Linked DNA regions of Homo sapiens: region 1 is linked to region 2. A link is a contact called in ENCODE Hi-C or POLR2A ChIA-PET data. All regions are on one chromosome and are shown on one strand. The core of a region is the stretch at or near the end of the contact, and the rest is flanking DNA. Distances in the headings are between cores, read along the strand shown. Region 1 holds the start of RNF126 (ring finger protein 126). Region 2 holds the start of CDC34 (cell division cycle 34, ubiquitin conjugating enzyme).

Region 1 (6,230 bases), core at 811-3,310, 130 kb after region 2:
GTCCTCCGTGTCCAAGGCCACGGGGCGAGGAAGTGGCTCCACCACACCAGGATCCAGTCCTGTGCGGGCTCTAGGAGCAGCTAAATGTGCAGCCGAGTCAAGGCAGTGTCGGCCCCCCACAGCCACCACTCCAGGCTTCCCAGGGGCTTCCCAGGCCTGTCCCAGGGCTCAAGGGGCTGCAAGGGGCTGCCCTGCAACTCACCCAGGCTGGCGGGCTGTCAGGCAACCAGCCTCTCCTGCCACGGCCAGTGGGGACAGAAAGCTGGAAGAGGCAAGAGCGAGACCCCTGGGAGACAGAGGAGTAAGGCAAGGCTCAGTCTCAGCTCCCCAACCTTCGCCCCACACCCGAGATTTCACTTTATTTGTTCCTCCTGCTGGGGAGGGGAAGCCCTGTGGCTTCAGTAGAGAGGAAACCACACCTCTCTCTTTCCACTCCTGGGCCTGGCCCCGCTCTCCCGCCATGCCCCAACTCTAGCACTCGCTCCTCCTCTGTGACCCAGAGACAGGCGGCTTCTCCTGACTCCCTCCAGCCCCTTCCTGGGTCTCTACTCCCGGGGAACTGCACTGCTTCTGGGGGGCTTGGACTTCTCTTACGGGTCAAAGCGTAGCAACAGCCGGGCGGCTACGTACACAGCACAGTAAATCCTCAATGCCTGCAGCCTCTTCCCCTGGGCACAGGGTGGGGAGTCCAGACCCCTCCACCTCCTGCGGCTGCTCCCCTCAAGCTGGCCAAGCGGCTCCCGACTGAGCCGGCTCTGCCACTTTCCCGCTGAGCCACCACGCGCCTCAGTTTCCCCATCTATAAAGCACGGGTGGCTCGACTAAATCACCACTTTGCACGTCAGCCTGGCGAAGGGCAACACGGGTTAAAAATGCAGACCACCGCCGGGCACGGTGGCTCACACCTGTAATCCCAGCGTTTTGGGAGGCTGAGCCAGAAGAATCGCTTGAGCCCAGGAGTTCAAGACCAGCCTGGGCAACACAGGGAGACCCCATTCCTAAAAATAATATTAGAAATGCAGACTGCTGAGCGCATTCCACACCTACTGACTCCGAAACCCTGGAAAAGGGGCCTGGAAATAGCACCTTCAACGAGCGCTGCTCCCACCTCCCCCAAGGTGACATCAGGTCCGCGTGGGAAACACTGCCCTAAACGAGCAGGAAGTAGCACTCGGCACGCCCAGGCCCAGGGTCCTCTTCGGTGAGGGGCGGCTGTAAACACCTGGAGGAAGGGTGGGCTGCGCAGCCAAGCCCCGGGAGGGGAGGAACGCAGGCTCTGCTCACAAAGCCCCGCCGGCGGGCCGCGGTCGGACCCCGGGACAGTGCCTGGGGCGTTCCGGGCCTGGGCCTGCCTCCAAGGCGGCGGCCAGGGCTCCACGAGGCGAGCCTGCAGCGAGGCGCCGGCGCCCCCAACCACGCGCTCGGCGGGGGTCCCCTGGCGTTATTCTCGGGGTCCGAGCCCCGCCAGGCCCAGCCCCTGCCCCGCGCCGCGCCACCGGGCAATACCCTCTCTCTGCTCGCCGGGCCTCAGTTTCTCCGTTTGCAAAACCAGGCTCACCGGGCTTAGGGATCCCACCTGGGATCCTCGCGGCCTCTCGGGTCGGGAACGCCGCGGATGTGGGGTCACCCGGCCGCGATCCCGCTGCGCCGCTCCGGCCAGGCCCTGCCTCCCGCCCGGGCCTCAGTCTCCCGCATGTACAGGACGGGGTTCGCGCGCGCACCGCCCGGGCTCCCCGCGGATTCAGCCTGGGCCGGCGCTGCCCCGAGCCTCAGTTTTCCCGTCGTGGTCAGCTCGCGCAAGAGGCGGGCGCAAGCGACCCCCACCCCGGCCCCGGCCTTGCCTCAGGCCTGCGGCGCAGACCCTGCCGCCCGCCGCCCCGGCCCGGGCCTCACCGGCAGGCGCGGGACGATCTCCACGGAGCAGCAGTGGCAGAAGTACCGTCCGGGATGCGGCGACGCCTCGGCCATGGCCGCCGCCACCTACTCCGCGCCGCCCGCCCCCCGCGCGGCACCCGCCGCCGGCCGTTTGCTGCTCCCTCGCCGGCCGACGCGCCCGCGCACGCTCACGCACGGCACGCACGGCACGCGGGGCGGAGCGGGGGCGCGGGAGCGGCGAAAGCTGCGTACTCGGCGGGCAGCGGCCCGGGCGACGGTGGCCGCTGAGAGACAAACTAGGCCCGGCCGTTGGGCGGGGCTCCAAGCGGGGGCGGGGCTTCCGGCGGGGGCGGGGCCAAAGCAGGCGGCGGAAGAGACGAGAAGCGGGGCGTGCGCGGGGCGGGGCCGAGGCCCTCCTCCCCTCCCGAAGCTGCCCAGGCCTTCGTGTCCCTCAGTGCTTCCCTACCTCATCGCCGTCTCCCCTCACGGTACTTCAGCCCACTGTCCCCACCGTTCCTGGGGCTCGCCAGGCGCCCTCTCCCCCGCCCGCTGCCCGGTGCAGCGCTCTCCCGACGCCCGCGTGGCTTTCTTCCAGGTCTTTGCTCAAATGTCAGCTTACAAGGTCTTCTCTGCTGCCCTCCTGCTCCGTGGCACTGATTCCCTCCCGATGCACTGTCAGGTCAGCTGCGCAGCAAAGGGATTTTTGGACCCGCAGCAGCGCCTGACACACAGCAGGCATTCCCTCAGCGCTGCGGAATACAGGCAGACCCGGGGCTCAGGGCGCTGTCTGGGCCTCACTGGGACCCGTGGGGTCAGACAGAGGCTGAGGTCTGTGGGTTGTGGCCTTGTTTCCAAGATGCTCCACGGGCTGACGGCCCAGGCGCCTCTCGGGTGCGGAGAAGGCAGGAAACCTAACCCCTGCTTCCAAATTTAATCAGTAGAAACGGTATCATCACCCAGCACAGGCCAGGATCATTTCTGAGGTTAGTTCTGGCCCAATCATGCATGCATTTCTTTTTTCTTTTTTTTTTTGAGACGGAGTCTCACTCTGTCACCCAGGCTGGGGTGCAATGGCCCGATCTCGGCTCACTGCAACCTCCGCCTGCCGAGGGTTCAAGCGATTCTCCCGCCTCAGCCTCTCGAGTAGCTAGGACTAGAGGCACCCGCCACCACACCGGCTAATTTTTGTATTTTTAGTAGAAACGGGGTTTCACTATATTTGGCCAGGCTGGTCTTGAACTCCTGACCTCGTGATCCGCCCGCCTCGGCCTCCCAAAGTGCTGGGATTACAGGCATGAGCCACCGCGCCCGGCCTCATGCGTGTATTTCTTTCTTCACTCAACACTCATTGAGCAACTACTGCACACCAGACCCTATGCTGAATGCACGCAGATACCCCCAGTCCCATGAGATTGGACAGGAGCGTGGAACTCAAGGGTGACTCTGGCTCTGCCTGGGGAAAGAGAGAGAGGGCTTCCGAGGGGTAAGGACATTGGAACCAGGGCTGAGGGATGAATAGGATTTGGTTGGAGTTGGACTTCCTGCAAAATGAGGCATTGGAGCGAGACTGTTGAGGAATTAAGAGTTGGAGCCTGTGCATTTAGATTTTTTGTTTGTTTGTTTGTTTTTTAGAGATGGAGTCTGGCTCTGTTGCCCAGGCTGCAGTGCAATGGCGCAATCTCGGTTCACTGTAACCTCCGCCTCCCGGGTTCAAGTGATTCTCCTGCCTCAGGCTCCCGAGTTGCTGGGATTACAGGCTGGGCACCACCACGCCCGCCTAATTTTTGTATTTTTAGTAGACGGGGTTTCACTATGTTGGCCAGGCTGGTCTCAAACTCCTGACCTCAGGTGATCCGCCCGCCTCGGCCTGCCATAGTGCTGGGATTACAGGCGTAAGCCACCGCGCCCGGCCTGCATTTAGGGTTTTGAATGTCCAGAGGTTGGGGACAGGGGCTTCAGCCTCCTTCCAGTCGTCTTTGCAGCAGCGCGAATCCAGTCATTCCTGCTCTGACCACCAGAGAGCGCACGGGCCCCGTCCCTGGGAATCCAGGAAAACCCCAGGCTGGGGAGGGGCGAGGCTTGCCAGACGCAGCCCCTGCACCAGCCTTCACGCTCCGCAAGTGCAGGAGGAGCAGCAGGCCTGGTTCAAACGACGCCAAACCACGAACTGGCTGTGTGTCCCTAGGCAAGTGGCCTAACCTCTGAGAAGGCGGCAGAACCTGACGGTTTTCCGTTGGCTCGGAGCAGACATGAGGACCGCTGGCACCTCCTCAGCCCTCTCTGTGCTCTGCTGCCTGCCCCGAGTCACCTGCCCCTCGCTGACCCCTCCCCAGCCTCACTGGCCCCCTTGGGTGGGCTAAGCAGGTTCCCACCTCTGGGCCTTGCAAGGCTGTGCCCTTCCCCAAGTCCCCTCTCCTTCCCCTGCTTTTTTTTTTTTTTTTTTTTTTTTTTGAGATGGAGTCTCACTCTGTTGCCCAGGCTGGAGTGCAATGGTGCGATCTCAGCTCACTGCAACCTCCGCCTCCAGGGGTCAAGCGATTCTCCTGCCTCAGCCTCCCGAGTAGCTGGGATCACAGGCATGCGCCACCACGCCCGGCTAATTTTTGTATTTTTAGTAGAGCTGGGGTTTCGCCATGTTGGCCAGGCTGGTCTCGAACTCCTGACCTCAGGTGATCCGCCCACCTCGGCGTCCCAAAGTGCTGGGATGACAGGCGTGAGCCACCGCGCCCGGCCCTTTCCCCTGGTTTTTAGGAGGCTGCCCCATCCACCACTGCACCCCACTTCTCAGAGCCCCCTTTCCATCCCCCACAGCCATCCTCACATCTGTGGGTTATTAATGGCGTCTCCCCATATGTGAGGCCAATACCCAGCGCACCAGTAGGTGTTCAGTAGATTCCCAAATGCACCAACAGTTGCCGAGTGTCTACTGTGTGCTGGGCTCAAGCAGGTGCTGGAAACACAGTGGGAATGAGAAGGAACGTAGGGATTTTGTATCAAACTAAGCAGGGCGAGGTGGCTCACGCCTGAGACCAGGAGTTCAAAACCATCCTGAGCAACATAGTGAGACCCTGTCTCTACAAAAATAGAATTAGGCCGGGGACAGTGGCTCATGCCTGTAATCCCAGCACCTTGAGAGGCTGAGGCAGGAGGATCACTTGAGTCCAGGAGTTGAAGACCAGCCTGGGCTACATGGTGAAACCGTGTCTCTACTAAAAATACAAAAATTAGCCAGGTGTGGTGGCGGGCACCTGTGATCCCACCTACTCAGGAGGCTGAGACAGAAGGATCACTTGAGCAGGAGGCAGAGGTTGCAGTGAGCTGAGATCGGACCACTGCACTCCAGCCTGGGCCACAGATGGAGACCCCATCTTTTTTGTTTTGTTTTGTTTTGTTTTGTTTTGTTTGAGATGGGTCTCCCTCTGCCGCCCAGGCTGGAGTGCAGTGGCATGATCTGGGCTCACTGCAAATTCTGCCTCCTAGGATCAAGCGATTATCCTGGCTCAGCCTCCCAAGTAGCTGGGATTACAGGCATGTGCCACCACGCCCGGCTAATTTTTGTCCTTCTAGTAGAGACGGAGTTTCTCCATGTTAAGTAGGCTGGTCTCCAACTCCTGACCTCAGGTGATCCGCCCACCTCAGCCTCCCAAAGTGCTGGGATCACAGGCGTGAGGCTAATCGTTTTAAATTTTTATTTTGTAGAGATAGGATCTGGCTATGTTGCCCAGAGTGATCTCCAACTCCTGGGCTCACGGGATCCTCCCACCTTGGCCTCCCAAAGTGTGGGGATCACAGGTGTGAGCCAGAGTGCCCGGCCACCCCTTTATCCCAAACACACCAAAAAGCAGGCTGCTCTTCCCTGAAGGCAGTAGCACATTGATCAAATCGGCCAGTGGGCACTGACACTGCTGCACACAAATGCACACACTTGCACCCTGCCCCAGGCCCCACCGGCCACCCTGGTTCCACAGACGGCACCGTTTCTCCCATTTCCTCTCACCAGGGACCTCGACAGGTGTGGGCTTGGTTCCGTGAGCTCTCTTAGCCCCTTTTTCAATTCAGGATCCCGTCCCCGTGAACCCTGGGGGCCTCGGCAAACATGAGACGAGAGGACTCCTAAAGGAATGACACGCGCCACTCCCTCCGGGGCAGAGAGGTGTGTTGACAGCTCATTCTCACGTCCCAGGCAGACCAAGCCCAGGTGGACCACGTCCCAGGCAGACCAAGCCCAGGTGGACCACGTCCCAGGCAGACCAAGCCCAGGCGGACCACGTCCCAGGCGGACCACGTCCCAGGCGGACCACGTCCCAGGCGGACCAAGCCCAGGCGGACCACGTCCCAGGCGGACCACGTCCCAG
Region 2 (6,943 bases), core at 445-2,944:
GCCTCCCGAGTAGCTGGGACTACGGGCGCCCGCCACCACGCCCAGATAATTTTTTGTATTTTTAGTAGAGACGGGGTTTCACCATATTAGCCACAATGGTCTCGATCTCCTGACATTGTGATCCGCCCGCCTCGGCCCCCCAAAGTGTTGGGATCACAGGCGTGAGCCACCGTGCCCGGCCTGTATGTTGATGCAGCTGTGTGTACCCAGGGCATAGCAACAATGCCACTGGCACAGTCCGAGGGCAGGGCCACCCGTCACGGGCACGACTCAGGGGAGGCTGGGCTGCCCCGTCCTCACCACGGCCAGTTCTCCCGACCAAGCTTCACAGCAAGGAGCATGTGGGTGTCTGGGCAGCCACTGAGCCAGGTCAGAAGTCAGGTGGGGTCACAGTGATGCCCGGAATCAGCTGGGGTCAAGACTCAGGTGGGCTGGGCGCGGTGGCTCATGCCTATAATCCCAGCATTTGGGAGGCCGACGCAGACGGATCCCTTTATTAGTCCAAACTGCATCCTCCCCTTCCTTTCAAAACCTAACAACACACTTGAGGTCAGGGGTTCGAGACCAGCCTGGCCAACATGGTGAAACCCCATCTCTACTTAAAATACAAAATTAGCCGGACGTGGTGGCGGGCACCTGTAATCTCAGCTACTCGGGAGGCTGAGGCGGACACTAGCTTGAACCCGGGAGGCGGAGGTTGCAGTGAGATTGTGCCACTGCACTCCAGCCTGGGCCACAGAACGAGACTCTGTCTCATTTAAAAAAAAAAAAAAAAAAAAGACTCGGGTAGGACAAAGGTCAGGCTGGGAGGAGGGCACAGCCAGGCTCGGGCTCAGCTTGGGGTGGGGGCTCCGTGGGGCTGGCGCCTCTCCCGGGTCAGGTGCTGAGCCGATGCTGGCCGGCGTAGGCCTCTTTCCCAGTTTCTCTGGGGGGCAGGAGCACCTTGCCAACCTCTGATGGCTCCAGCGCCTGCACTCGCCTCACACCACATGGTGACTTCAACGGGGACCAGGGAAGCCCTCGCCCCTCCCACCCCTCAGAGCCCTCCCCGACCTCGCCCACTTCTCAGAGCTCCCGCTGTCGGGGGAACCGAGGCAGCGCCGCGCCTGGAAGCCAGGTCTGCGGATCCCGCCTCGCTCCCGCCCCTTCCTCCCTTCCGCGTGGCCAGCGCGACCCTAGGACAGACTTCGCGCCCGTCCCCTGCACAGACGGGGAAACGGAGACGGGGACGCGGGGTCGCGCCGGATGGACCGGCCCTGCCCCTCCGGTCCCGGTCAGGACCCCGCGCCGCGCCCCGTTCACCGCCCGCGGCCCCGCCCCGCGCCGGCACGTCACAAAACAACCCCAAAGCCGGGGGACCGGGCCGGTGACGGCGCAGAGCAGCCCTGCCCGCCTCCTTGCGCACAGCGTCCGCGGTGCTGGTCGAGCAGGGGGCGACGGCGGCGGCCTCGGGGATCGGAAGAGCCCGGGGCTGCGCGCTCGAACCCTCCCTCCCGGCGGAGGCGCTCGGCGCCGTAGGCGGGACCGGGGCCGGGACTCCACCTCCCGGCGTCCCCTGCGGCCGGGCGCGCAGGCGCAAGTCGGACCTGGCCGCGGAGCGCAGGCGCAGTCGGGGCCAGGCGGTGCGCGCAGGCGCAGCGGGGGGCGGGGCGCGCGGGCCCGGCCAAGGCAAGCGCCGGTGGGGCGGCGGCGCCAGAGCTGCTGGAGCGCTCGGGGTCCCCGGGCGGCGGCGGCGGCGCAGAGGAGGAGGCAGGCGGCGGCCCCGGTGGCTCCCCCCCGGACGGTGCGCGGCCCGGCCCGTCTCGCGAACTCGCGGTGGTCGCGCGGCCCCGCGCTGCTCCGACCCCGGGCCCCTCCGCCGCCGCCATGGCTCGGCCGCTAGTGCCCAGCTCGCAGAAGGCGCTGCTGCTGGAGCTCAAGGGGCTGCAGGAAGAGCCGGTCGAGGGATTCCGCGTGACACTGGTGGACGAGGGCGATCTATACAACTGGGAGGTGGCCATCTTCGGGCCCCCCAACACCTACTACGAGGGCGGCTACTTCAAGGTGAGCGCGGCGACCCCCGCCCGGGTCCCGGAGCCCACGAGCGACCTCGGGCGCCGGGAACCAGCTCCCTGCCCCGCGGTCCTAGCGCTGTTGCTGGGCGGGCCCCGAAGCCTCCTGGCTTGGGCTCGTTTCCCTTCTATGGCCACGTTCCCCCACCCAGCTCTGCCCGGCCCCCTCCTCGGACCGTCTCGGGGACCTTCAGCCTCTGCTGCAGTCCTCGAAAATCCCCAGTTCCCTTCAAGGCATCGTCCGGTCCCCTGTTAGGCTCTTGGCCCCCGGAGGGGTGGCCGGGGGCCCTCCCTGTAGCATCTGGGCGTGGGGCTCTTGCCCACCTCCTCCTTGGCGGGGGCTGGACCCCGGCTGCCTCCCCCTCCGCCCCTGCGAGAAAGAGGGAGCGGAGCCCAGGCCGCGCCGGCCTTTCAGCTGCCCTCCCCGCCCTCCCCGGAGGAGACAAAGAGGCCCCCCCAGACCCCGTAGCTGCTATTGTTGGGGAGCTGGGCCCGTGAGCGGGGGAGCGAGGCCAGCCTGGGGGTGGCTGGCGCGGCCACTCGCTCAGTCTCCAACAAAGGCCCGGATGAGCCTTGGCAGCCAGGACCCGCCTGGAAAGCGGCCACCCTTGCCAGTAGCAGCCGGCCAGGCGCCCTGGGCTCCATCCCCTGCTTTATGTAACCTGCGCCCTCGGGAAGGCCGAAGTAGGGGCGTGCCTCCCACCTGCTCCCTGCAGCTCTCTCCAGGCCTCCCGGCTCGGGCCCGCGTCCCGGACCCCGACCTCAGAAGCTCCGGGCTCGCTCATCCCAGCTGGTCTTGGCCTTTCTCAGAGTCCACTGAACAGGTGGCTTCTTGGGACCCAAACCCCGAGTTCTGGGCCGTTTCTTCTGCCCTCTGGCGGTTTAATTCCAAGCAGTTTCTGGATGTTTTTGTTGTTGTTGGGAGCGGGGAGGCTGTTTCTGTCTCATGTGAAAAGGACTCAGGCCAAAACCAGGGCAGTTTTCTTGATCTCACGATCCAGACGTGACCTTTGACTTCTTTTAGCGTTCAGGGACCTCGTTCTTGGGGCCAGAGGGACAAAGCGAGGGGCCCTGTGTGAGCGGTGGGGAACGAGCACCCTGTCCAGGAATCTCCCCCTCCCACCGTCACTTCCTGCCAAGAGCCTGGACACGACACGACACTGCAGGGCCCGGCCCGCTCTGCCCCGGCCAGCTGCGGGCGTGGGGCCGAGGGACCGATGCCTCCCGCACGATATGTGTCTGCTCTCCGAGCTAATTAGTGTCTGAACCGCACCCGCTCAGCGGCTGTGAGGGCAGCAGCCTGGTCTGCTGGGGGCGATTCCTGAGCAGAGAGTGGGACGCCCGTGGGTTCTGCATCTGGAATCCTGCGTCCCCACACAGGGAACAGAGTTTGGGTCTCGAGGTTGCCAAATGGTTTTAGCAGCTCCTCCGCCAGCCCCTTCTGTCTGCTTGGGGGAGCAGCTGGCTGAGGAGCCGCAGCCCCACCTCGAAGCCAGGCCTGTGAGGCGGCTGCTGTTCTGGAAGGAGGGGATGGGGGTTTCTGGCTGCTGTGCCCACCAGACCGGTTGCCAGGGATTGTGGGCAGAGCTTCCTGGGCCAGCATTAGGGGATAATCCGGTTTTCCGGATTTCCCAGGGAGGGGGCCTCTAGACATCTGCCACAGGGTCAGTCCTCAGAAGCCAGTGTTGAGACGGGGGTGCTGCCACCCACGAGGACTCTCCCTTCCCGCTGTGCCTGGGAGGGAGTTGGGGGAGCGTGGAAATACAGAACCTGCTGAGTGCCCAGGGCCGCTGCTGCCCAGCCACTGCCTGCAGCTGCTGTTCCTTCAGGAGCCAAAGTGAGCCCTGGGGCAGGGGCCGCCAGAGAGAGCCCTCCACAGCCGACTTGCTGTCTGCCCTTGGCAGGGCGCTTTCCTTTTCTGAGCCTGGGTTTGCTCCGGGGAAAAGACATTCTTAGAGGTGCCCAAAATAAGAGGCTCATTGGGACTTGGTGGGGTTTGGTACAGATGAGGCCTTGGCTGTTGTCAAGGATTGCCGCCTGAAACCCAGCACCAGGCTTGGGGGGCCTGAAGTCTTGGGGAACCGCAGGACAGTTCTGAGACTGAAGTTCCAGCCTTGCTCTGTGGCCGCGGCCAAGTCACTTGCCTTACGGGGCACCAGTGAGTTCCCTGTCAAACAGAGGACACCCCCCAAGACACCCCGCGTGCCCTCCCTGTCCAGGAGGGGCCCGTCCACGATCCAAGACCCCCAAAGTGCCCTGCCTGTCCGGGAGGGGCCTCGCCCACAATCCAAGACCCCCGAGTACCCTCCCTGTCCAGACCTCGCCCACGATCCAAGACCCCCTGAGTGCCCTCCCTGTCCAGACCTCACCCACGATCCAAGACCCCCTGAGTGCCCTCCCTGTCCAGACCTCGCCCACAATCCAAGACCCCCGAGTACCCTCCCTGTCAAGGCCTCGCCCACGATCCAAGACCCCCGAGTGCCCGCCCTGTCCAGACCTCGCCCACGATCCAAGACCCCCGAGTGCCCTCCCTGTCCAGACCTCGCCCACGATCCAAGACCCCCGAGTGCCCTCCCTGTCCAGACCTCGCCCACGATCCAAGACCCCCGAGTGCCCTCCCTGTCCAGACCTCGCCCACGATCCAAGACCCCCGAGTGCCCTCCCTGTCCAGACCTCGCCCATGATCCAAGACCCCCGAGTGCCCTCCCTGTCCAGACCTCGCCCACGATCCAAGACCCCCTGAGTGCCCTCCCTGTCCAGACCTCGCCCACGATCCAAGACCCCCTGAGTGCCCTCCCTGTCCAGGCTTCCACCACGATCGCTCTGGGGGTGCTGCTCTCGTGCCTTGGAGTGCTGAGTGCCACCAGGACCCCTGACCCAGACAACCTCTGTGTCTGGCACTGGGGCCCAGCAGGAAAACAGTGAGGCTTCCTTGTTTACCTGCTGTGGCCCAGGAGGGCCGTGGGTGGCATCACGCCCCAGGCTGCAGGCCAGACAGCTCTGTCACCTGGCACGTGGCTTCAGGCCTCCCTCTGTGGCCGTCCTTGCCAGCAGATCTGGACCTCCAGGGCCTGGGTGACCACAGGGGGCGATGCTGACAGGGAAGGAGTCCTGCCAGGTTTCTGTGACCTATGGGTCTGCCTGCCTGACCCCCCAAGACCGGACACCTGAGGGCAGACGGCCATACTGACTCATCCCCTCCCACGGCCTGGGCCAGGGCAGGTGTCACAAGTGTTTGCTAACTGAGCAATCATCTGTGCTAACCCTCCCCACACCCTGGCTGCCAAGGCCCTGGAGGTGCAGCCCTGGTCCTGGGCTTCAGCTCCATCCAAGGGGAGCCTGGAGCCCCTGCCAGTCCATTCTGTCTGCTGGTGGGTGCCCCTGGCCTGGGTCCCATATGCCTGACCTGGGCTGCCACGGGCCTGGAGCCACGCGGGCAGCCAGTGCCCACGTTCCCCAGCAGTTGTGCTGGGCCGGGTCCCGGCCACCTGGACTGTGTAGGAGCTGGGATCAGCTCGGGTGACTCAGAAAAGGCTTCAGGCAGCCTTCTGGGGACTTGACCCCAGGCCTGTGAGAGTCCCTGCCTTGGGCAGGATACGGTGTCCCTCACACACACCCTCAGGCACCAGCACTGGGAGTGGGATGGCCTTGGGCACCTTGTGAGCTGGGGCAGGTCTTGGGGCTGGGCTGGACTGAGCCACCTGCCTTCTGCCCCTGCAGGCGCGCCTCAAGTTCCCCATCGACTACCCATACTCTCCACCAGCCTTTCGGTTCCTGACCAAGATGTGGCACCCTAACATCTACGAGGTGAGCGCGGCCCCCACGGGCCTCAAGTCCTCATCCTCCGGGACCCAGGGTGCTGGGAGCCTCACGTCCTCATCCTTCCGGGACCCGGGGCGCTGGGAGCCTCACGTCCTCGTCCTCCGGGACCCGGGGCGCTGGGAGCCTCACGTCCTCGTCCTTCCGGGACCCGAGGCGCTGGGAGCCTCATGTCCTCGTCCTTCCGGGACCCGGGGCGCTGGGAGCCTCACGTCCTCGTCCTCCACGTCCTCATCCTCCGGGACCTGGGGCACTGGGAGCCCGTGCTGACCTCTGACCTGTTCTGACCTGTCTTCTTCTTGTGCAGACGGGGGACGTGTGTATCTCCATCCTCCACCCGCCGGTGGACGACCCCCAGAGCGGGGAGCTGCCCTCAGAGAGGTGGAACCCCACGCAGAACGTCAGGTAAGCCGGCCCAACCCCCTGTGTCCACCCAGAACATCAGGTAGGCCGGGCTCCGTCCCGTATCCACCCAGACCATCAGGTAGGCCGGGCTCCCCCACAGGCTGTGGCGCCAAGGCCTGATTCGGGACCTGCCAGCTGGCGGTCCTGGGCCTCGCTGTACCTGCACGGTAGGTGCTTTCACGGGGCCTGCGGCACCGTGTGTCGGTGCAGACTCCCACCAGGACCCCAGGCCGGCCCCACCGTCTGGAACCACCTAGAGGTGTCCCGCCATCCTCAGTCCTGGGGCCTTCTCCTTACCCAGCCGTCTCTGGGTTGGTCACCTCGTGCCACGTGTGCCGCCTGGGCCTCGTCCCCAGGTACAAGCACTGGGCCGTGTTGCCCGTGTGTCCTGGAGTGTAGTCTAGGCAGGACGTGCGGGTGTGAGGGCAGCCCCGGGTCTGACGGAGGGGTCTGCACCTTGCTGCCCTCCCTGGTCTTGGCGTGGGAGGGAGGAGACTGATGCAGGTCCAGCCCCTGCTGTTCTGGGGGCCTGAGACAGAAGCAGAGGCCATGAGGCCAGGTGAAGGTCACCTGCTGGGTGGGTCCAGGCGTCCCCGTGACCCTCAGGGCCAGAGAAGAGCCGGAAGGCTGGGGTGCCCCGGGCCGCCCCACTCCGACCCACTCTCCCC

The links. A loop is a pair of places that touch in the nucleus more often than their neighbours do. ChIA-PET counts read pairs that join two places held with the same protein, here RNA polymerase II (POLR2A). Pooled maps may share reads with other maps.
Region 1: a loop to region 2 is called in a map of B cell, with 14 times the contacts of the local background. The contact joins the promoter of RNF126 here to the promoter of CDC34 in region 2. A Hi-C loop is called at or near these places in 8 of 168 maps with a recorded cell type or tissue (B cell, CD4-positive, alpha-beta T cell, CD8-positive, alpha-beta T cell and 5 more), 10 of 37 single-sample maps with no recorded cell type and 23 of 50 pooled maps. POLR2A ChIA-PET finds 5 or more read pairs at or near these places in 13 of 52 experiments (AG04450, B cell, BJ and 10 more).

The regions. Positions count from the first base shown.
Region 1 is chr19:661,154-667,383 of GRCh38, forward strand. It overlaps RNF126 (ring finger protein 126), which reads right to left and starts at 2,061. Exons shown (of 9, transcript NM_194460.3): 1 at 1,894-2,061. The coding sequence starts at 1,968. RefSeq lists enhancers at 448-537, 678-737, 1,028-1,077 and silencers at 1,128-1,417, 1,908-2,387.
Region 2 is chr19:530,066-537,008 of GRCh38, forward strand. CDC34 (cell division cycle 34, ubiquitin conjugating enzyme) reads left to right here and starts at 1,695. Exons shown (of 5, transcript NM_004359.2): 1 at 1,695-2,043; 2 at 5,772-5,858; 3 at 6,178-6,275. The coding sequence starts at 1,867. RefSeq lists silencers at 1,200-1,939, 2,360-2,529, 5,654-5,815 and enhancers at 1,736-2,392, 2,790-2,839, 2,910-3,069, 4,052-4,628, 4,629-5,204 and 3 more.